2 separate regions of the Homo sapiens genome follow, and region 2 is linked to region 1. The links are chromatin loops, found by intact Hi-C in ENCODE. Cell type or tissue: K562. All regions are shown on one strand. Each heading gives the region's core, and the rest is flanking DNA. Links, peaks and the distances in the headings are about the cores only. Region 1 has its middle 21 kb from the start of SCYGR8. Region 2 overlaps COL4A4 (collagen type IV alpha 4 chain).

Region 1 (2,917 bases), core at 251-2,750:
GGGCCTCCTCGTTTCCTGCCTCCTGGAGCTGGCGCCGCCAGAGGGGACCCAGGCAGCCGCGCCCCGAGCCCAGGATTCCCGTCCCATGGGGCCTGCCCTGTGCACCAAGGGGGTTTAGCAGCGTCCTCTAGCACCGCCACCCCGGCCGCTTGCTGTGACCAGCAAAACTGTCCGAGACACAGCTGGTTGTCTCCTGGGGGGCGGAATGGCCCCTGGTTGAGGATCCCGCTATAAGGCTCGGAACAGCCAAAGAGTGATTGGAACGATCTTTTTCCTGGTGTCTGTAGCCTGCTTCTCCCACTCTGTCCATTTCGCATCACGTTCATTCGCCAAGTGCTGACAGCTTTGCCTTCTAAATATTTCTTGAACCTGTGCTCTCCCCACTCCGTCACCGCTGGGGTCCTGGTGACTTGGGAACTTGCAGGCTCTTTCCTGGCGGCTCTGCATTGGTCTCCCTGGGCCTTGTCCCCCACATCCATTTTCCTCACAGTCACTAGGGACTTTATACAAACTGTAACTCTCCCCAGGTCACTGCCATGATTGACTGATTATGACTGATCGATATATATCTATATCTATATCTATATCTATATCTATCTATCTATATATATATATATATATATATATATATATATTATATATATATTAGACAGAGTCTCGCTCTGTTGCCCAGGCTGAAGTGCAGTGGCATGATCTCAGCTCACTGCAACCTCCGTCTCCCAGGTTCAAGTGATTCTTCTGCCTCAGCCTCCCGAGTAGCTAGGACTACAGGCGTGCGCCACCATGCCCAGCTAATTTTTGTATTTTTAGTAGAGACGGGGTTTCACTATGTTGGCCAGGCTGGTCTCGAATTCCTGACCTCAGGTGATCCGACCGCCTCAGCCTTCCAAAGTGCTGGGATTACAGGCACGAGCCACCACGCCCGGCCGACTGATCAATTTTCCATACAAGGTCTGGCCCTGTCTCCCAGGCTGGAGTGCAAGGCTCACTGCAACCTCAATCTCCTGGGCTCAAGCAATCCTCCCACCTCAGCCTCCTAAGTAGCTGGGACCACAGGCATGCTACCACACCCAGCTAATATGTGTGTGTGTGTGTGTGGTGTTTCATTTTTGTGGAGACGGGGGCGTCTCATTATGTTGCCTAGGCTGGTCTAGAACTCCTGGCCTCAAGCGATTCCCTTGCCTCATCCTCCCAAAGTGTTGGGATTGCAGGTGTCAGCCACCACGCCTGGCCGACTGCCGTGATTAAAAGCTCTTCAGTGGCTTTCCATCAGCCTCAGAATAAAGTCCAATCCCCTTACTAGGAGCTCTCCCGTCATCTGGTCCCAGCTGACCTCTCCACTCAATCTCCTAACACATCATTCTTTGCTCTTTAAAAAAAAAAAAGAAAAGAAATTCTTTTTATTTTTTACTCCTCTTGCTATCATTCCCAGTTGTCTCTTGCTCCTCATGCATGGAGCAGTAACTGCTGTTTTTGTGCCTTGGCGAGTGCTGCTGTCTCTCCCTGGAATGTCTTTCCTGATTTCTGCTTCAAGTTCACATCCTCCAGGGAGCCGGCTCCTGGCTGGCCTGGGCTCACCTCCATTGTTGCGTGTATCGCTTTTGACCACCAGGTGGTAGCACAAGGCAGTGTTTAAGCGCTCGGGCCCAGGAGCCCAGCTGCCTGACCCCAAATGCCAGCTCTGCCAAGGACTGAATGACCCTGGACAAAACACGGAATGCCTCTGTGCGCCTTGTTTTCTTTATCTACAAAATGGAAATAATTAACTGTCTACTTCATAAAGTTGCTATGTGGATTATATGAGCTAATATGTGAAAAGTTCTCAGAAAGTCTCCTGGTGAAAGATCAATACAAGCTACTTGTTATATTTTTTGTGTGTCAGTCTCTTCCAGAAGACTGATGAATACTTCATATTTTAAACATGAATAACAGAAATCTCACTTTAAAGCGGTCTCTTAACACTATCCTTGGGGTTTCACGTTTTCCAAGTTATTTGAGAAGTTTCCTGGCCATTTGTACTACCCCATCTGTGAATTACTTGTTCAAATCCTTTGCTTTTTAATTCCCCCAACAGAGAGGACTGTTGTAGAGCTCAGTTTTGATCACTGGTCTCTCCCTCTCCTCATAGTCTCAGGCCTCTCCTCTTCCTGTGACGGCGTGGACTGTGTTTCAGGACCATTGTTCTTTTCTACATTTGACTATTTAAGGTAAGCATATTGTCCTGCTACTTGAAGTAGATAAATCAGCAGCTATGTACTTTTTCCAGCCAATAAAAGAAATCACATATTAAGTAGGGAACAGATAAAGAATGATGTTATTACATGTGTATTGTTTAATTTTCTCCACTCAAATTCCAATTATAAAAGAAGAGGGAATTACTAAGATAACTCAAAACCATATGCTGCAGGTTTTGAGGTTACTTAATGACACAGAGACCTCCAGAGCCACATGATACTGGGGTAGTGCTTTCACTGACAACCACCACAAAAAAACAAATCTTTTCTTTAAGGGTAGTTTCTGGTAGAATCTACATGTCTATATGTTCAAGGATGCTCATTGCAGCATTGTTTACAATATCAAAAAATTAGACACAACATAAATGCCCATTATTGGTGACATAAATAAATTGTGGGAGCCAGGCACAATGGCATGCACCTGTAGCCCCAGCTACTTGAGATGCCCAGGCAGGAGGATCACTTGAGCCCAAGAGTTCGAGTCCAGTTTAGGCCATATATAGCAAGACCTCACCTTAAAAAATAATTGTGAGCTGGGTGCGGTGGCTCACTCCAGTAATCCCAGCACTTTGGGAGGCTGAGGCAGGCAGATCACTGGAGGTTAGGAGTTCGAGACCAGCCTGGTCAACATGGTGAAACCCTGTCTCTACTAAAAATACAAAAATTAGCTGGGTGTGGCGGCA
Region 2 (2,917 bases), core at 418-2,917, 730 kb after region 1:
GGGGGTCCTATATCATGGGGGTAGGTGAGGGGCACCTTCTGTGTTCAACCTTATAAGCTGATGGTATTTTTATCCCAAATTTGAGAGATGTGACCCTACACTAAGTAAACAGGCTGGCTGTGCACCGAGAGGCTCTATACACCATGGAATACTATGCAGCCATAAAAAATGATGAGTTCATGTCCTTTGTAGGGACATGGATGAAATTGGAAATCATCATTCTCAGTAAACTATCGCAAGAACAAAAAACCAAACACCACATATTCTCACTCATAGGTGGGAATTGAACAATGAGAACACATGGACACAGGAAGGGGAACATCACACTCTGGGGACTGTTGTGGGGTGGGGGGAGGGAGGAGGGATAGCATTGGGAGATATACCTAATGCTAGATGACGAGTTAGTGGGTGCAGCACACCAGCATGGCACATGTATACATATGTAACTAACCTGCACATTGTGCACATGTACCCTAAAACTTAAAGTATAATAAATAAATTAATTAATTAATTAATTAAAAAAAAAAAAGAACAGCTACTGGGTGGAAGATCTACTGATGAGATAGGAAGTTTTCCAGGCTTGACCAGAGGCTGGGAAGAAGCTTCAGTGCTCGTAGCCATCAGTGGGACAGGACTTGTGAGAAGGCACCCAGCAGATGGCTCAGTGCCCTGGAGATGCTCGATAAATATTCCTTACCTGCTTTCTTCCTTGCCTCTCCTCCTCCAACTTTACCAAGGGCCATCAAGAAGTGTCATTTGAAAAGGCTCTCGTTCAGACAACTTCAACACAACTCAACATACGTTGATAAAAAACCTTAAAAAAAATTTTCCACTGGAAGTGTTTAGTGACAACTTCAGTCAAGCCAGGCTGGTGGACGGCTCTTTGGAGAACTAAACAGAAGGTTCTGAGAGAAGGCACAGGCATCAGTGGGGTAATGTCTGTTTACACAGACGGGAGTTTTCAGTGATCATCGCAAAATAAACTTAGGTTCTGCAGAAAGGCATCAGAATGGTTGTGAAAGAAGTGACTGCAAAGCAATAGCTGGAGCCACACTCGCCATGCAGGCCTGAGCATCGCAGGGCAAGCATTTGCCAGCATGCCACAGGCGCCATGCGTCCTCTCGTCTGACTGCATCTCCATGAGTAGATCCTGAAGAAACCAGGAGCCTGCAGCCCCTAGGAGGGTGCAGTGACCCCAAGCCTGGGAGGTGTGAGGCCTGGATTTGCTCCCATCCGATCTCTTTCCTCATGTAGGGTGATTTTATTGTCATAAAATCAAAGGTCACTTCCTATGCCAAGATTCAGTAATTCTAGACCATATCTGGTCACGATAGGATCAGAAACCAACAGCAGTACTTTAAAACCAAAGAAATGTTTGTGTTAAGCTGTCTTGGCAGAAAATCTTTACCGGATGAATGTGTTAAATAGTCCTGGGCCTGGGTTTCCACCCTGATGATGAAGTCCAGACGCTCAGAGCTGTTTGCTGGCCCCAGCAACGCGCCCTCTGCTGGGCAGTGCCTGCGTTTGTGGCTAGAGTGAGTACCGGTGGCTGGTCTTCCTTTGGGTCACAGGCCTGTGGTGTTTTTCAGGTCCCTCCGGATCACCTGGCCTGAACGGCTTGCATGGATTGAAAGGTCAGAAAGGAACTAAAGGTGCTTCAGGTAAGCACCTAATCGATTCGTAACAGACTGAGCTTCAGTCCATGGTTCATGAGAGAAAGTGGTACCCTCCCTGGTATTTCTGCACTTCATGAGATTTGGAGGCAAAACTGAAAAAAACTGGCTTAGGTTAGAGACACACTATTGGAGCTATTTTTAGTGCTGAAAATGACATATGAAAAGGACATTTGAGAAAACCCTATTTAAGAAGGAATGGTTGGTTAACAGTGTCTTTTGTTGGTATTGCTTGGAATTTTCTGTCCACTAAAAGTACTCTGAACAATTGAGCCAGATTTCAAAATGTTATCCTAACAAGTAAATAGCTGGGGATTTTAGAATTTTTGTATTAAGTATAGTAATGCTATGTTTGACCACATGGGTCAAATTAGTACTAATAGCATCCTTTTATGGCCACTGCTAAAACAAATTACCTACACAATTTGCTGTTATTTTCATACCGCAAACAGGTTAATCTTTGACAAGTGTATCTTGTTCTGTTAGTATAATGCACATTTGTTGCGTTACTTTCTCAGAAAAACCGCTTATGATCAGACAAAGTAGCTGAAACCTAACATGCAAATTTGAGTGACCCTGGGGAAGAGGAATTGTGCTGCTAGGTTTGAATTTATTGTTGGAGAGAGGTGAAATCTTTCTAGTTTGGAAGATCCAGTAATATAGTCACTTAAGATTCATTTAGTAGATCCTCCAAATAGATTAAATGTGTGTGCCTTCCAAGAAAACACTGATGTCCTTCCTTCCCAGTGTGAAATTCCACAATAGTTCTAATCATGCCAGTTTCCACCTCAAATTTCAAAGCAACTTATGCATAATTACTTATTGTATCTCATTTGTTTTTACTCTCTCCATTGTAGAGGTGGGAGGTTGGTATTGCCTCTAAGTTGTTGTTTTTTAAAATCTGGAAAATAACTATAAAAGAAATAAAACTTATGGCTGACCAGTGTGATAGGTCCTAAGAGAGAAATGGTGCAGACATTTGGATCACCACTGCAACCAGTTGTTGGTGTCTGCAGAACCAGCCACTCCTCTGCCGCTATTGGGAAGTGGTTCCTTTTCAGGCACTATAACAGGGACAAGAAAAGAGAAGATATAGTATTAATTCTGTTTTCCCCATTAAGGTTTGCATGATGTGGGGCCACCTGGTCCAGTGGGAATACCTGGGCTAAAAGGGGAGAGAGGAGACCCTGGGAGCCCAGGAATCTCTCCTCCAGGTCCTCGTGGAAAGAAAGGTCCCCCAGGAC

What was found. Hi-C counts contacts between places; a loop is a spot of excess contacts. Peaks named below come from ENCODE experiments on the same cell type or tissue, not always from the same donor. Only the 100,000 strongest peaks of a DNase experiment are listed, where the experiment ranks them.
Region 2: it touches region 1 in a loop (27-fold over the local background); 3 of 110 quality-filtered maps call a loop at or near these places.

Annotation. Positions count from the first base shown.
Region 1 is chr2:227,765,185-227,768,101 of GRCh38, reverse strand. No RefSeq gene overlaps it. Among named protein-coding and RNA genes, the nearest start is that of SCYGR8, 21 kb to the right of the region's middle. RefSeq lists an enhancer at 1,693-1,742. In K562, for the core only: a CTCF peak has its summit at 1,594 (motif pointing right); a DNase peak (open chromatin) is centred at 1,591; H3K27me3 peaks cover 203 bases.
Region 2 is chr2:227,032,154-227,035,070 of GRCh38, reverse strand. It overlaps COL4A4 (collagen type IV alpha 4 chain), which reads left to right. Exons shown (of 48, transcript NM_000092.5): 38 at 1,590-1,661; 39 at 2,795-2,917. Among named protein-coding and RNA genes, the nearest start is that of COL4A4, 130 kb to the left of the region's middle. In K562, for the core only: a CTCF peak has its summit at 1,489 (motif pointing left); a DNase peak (open chromatin) is centred at 1,500.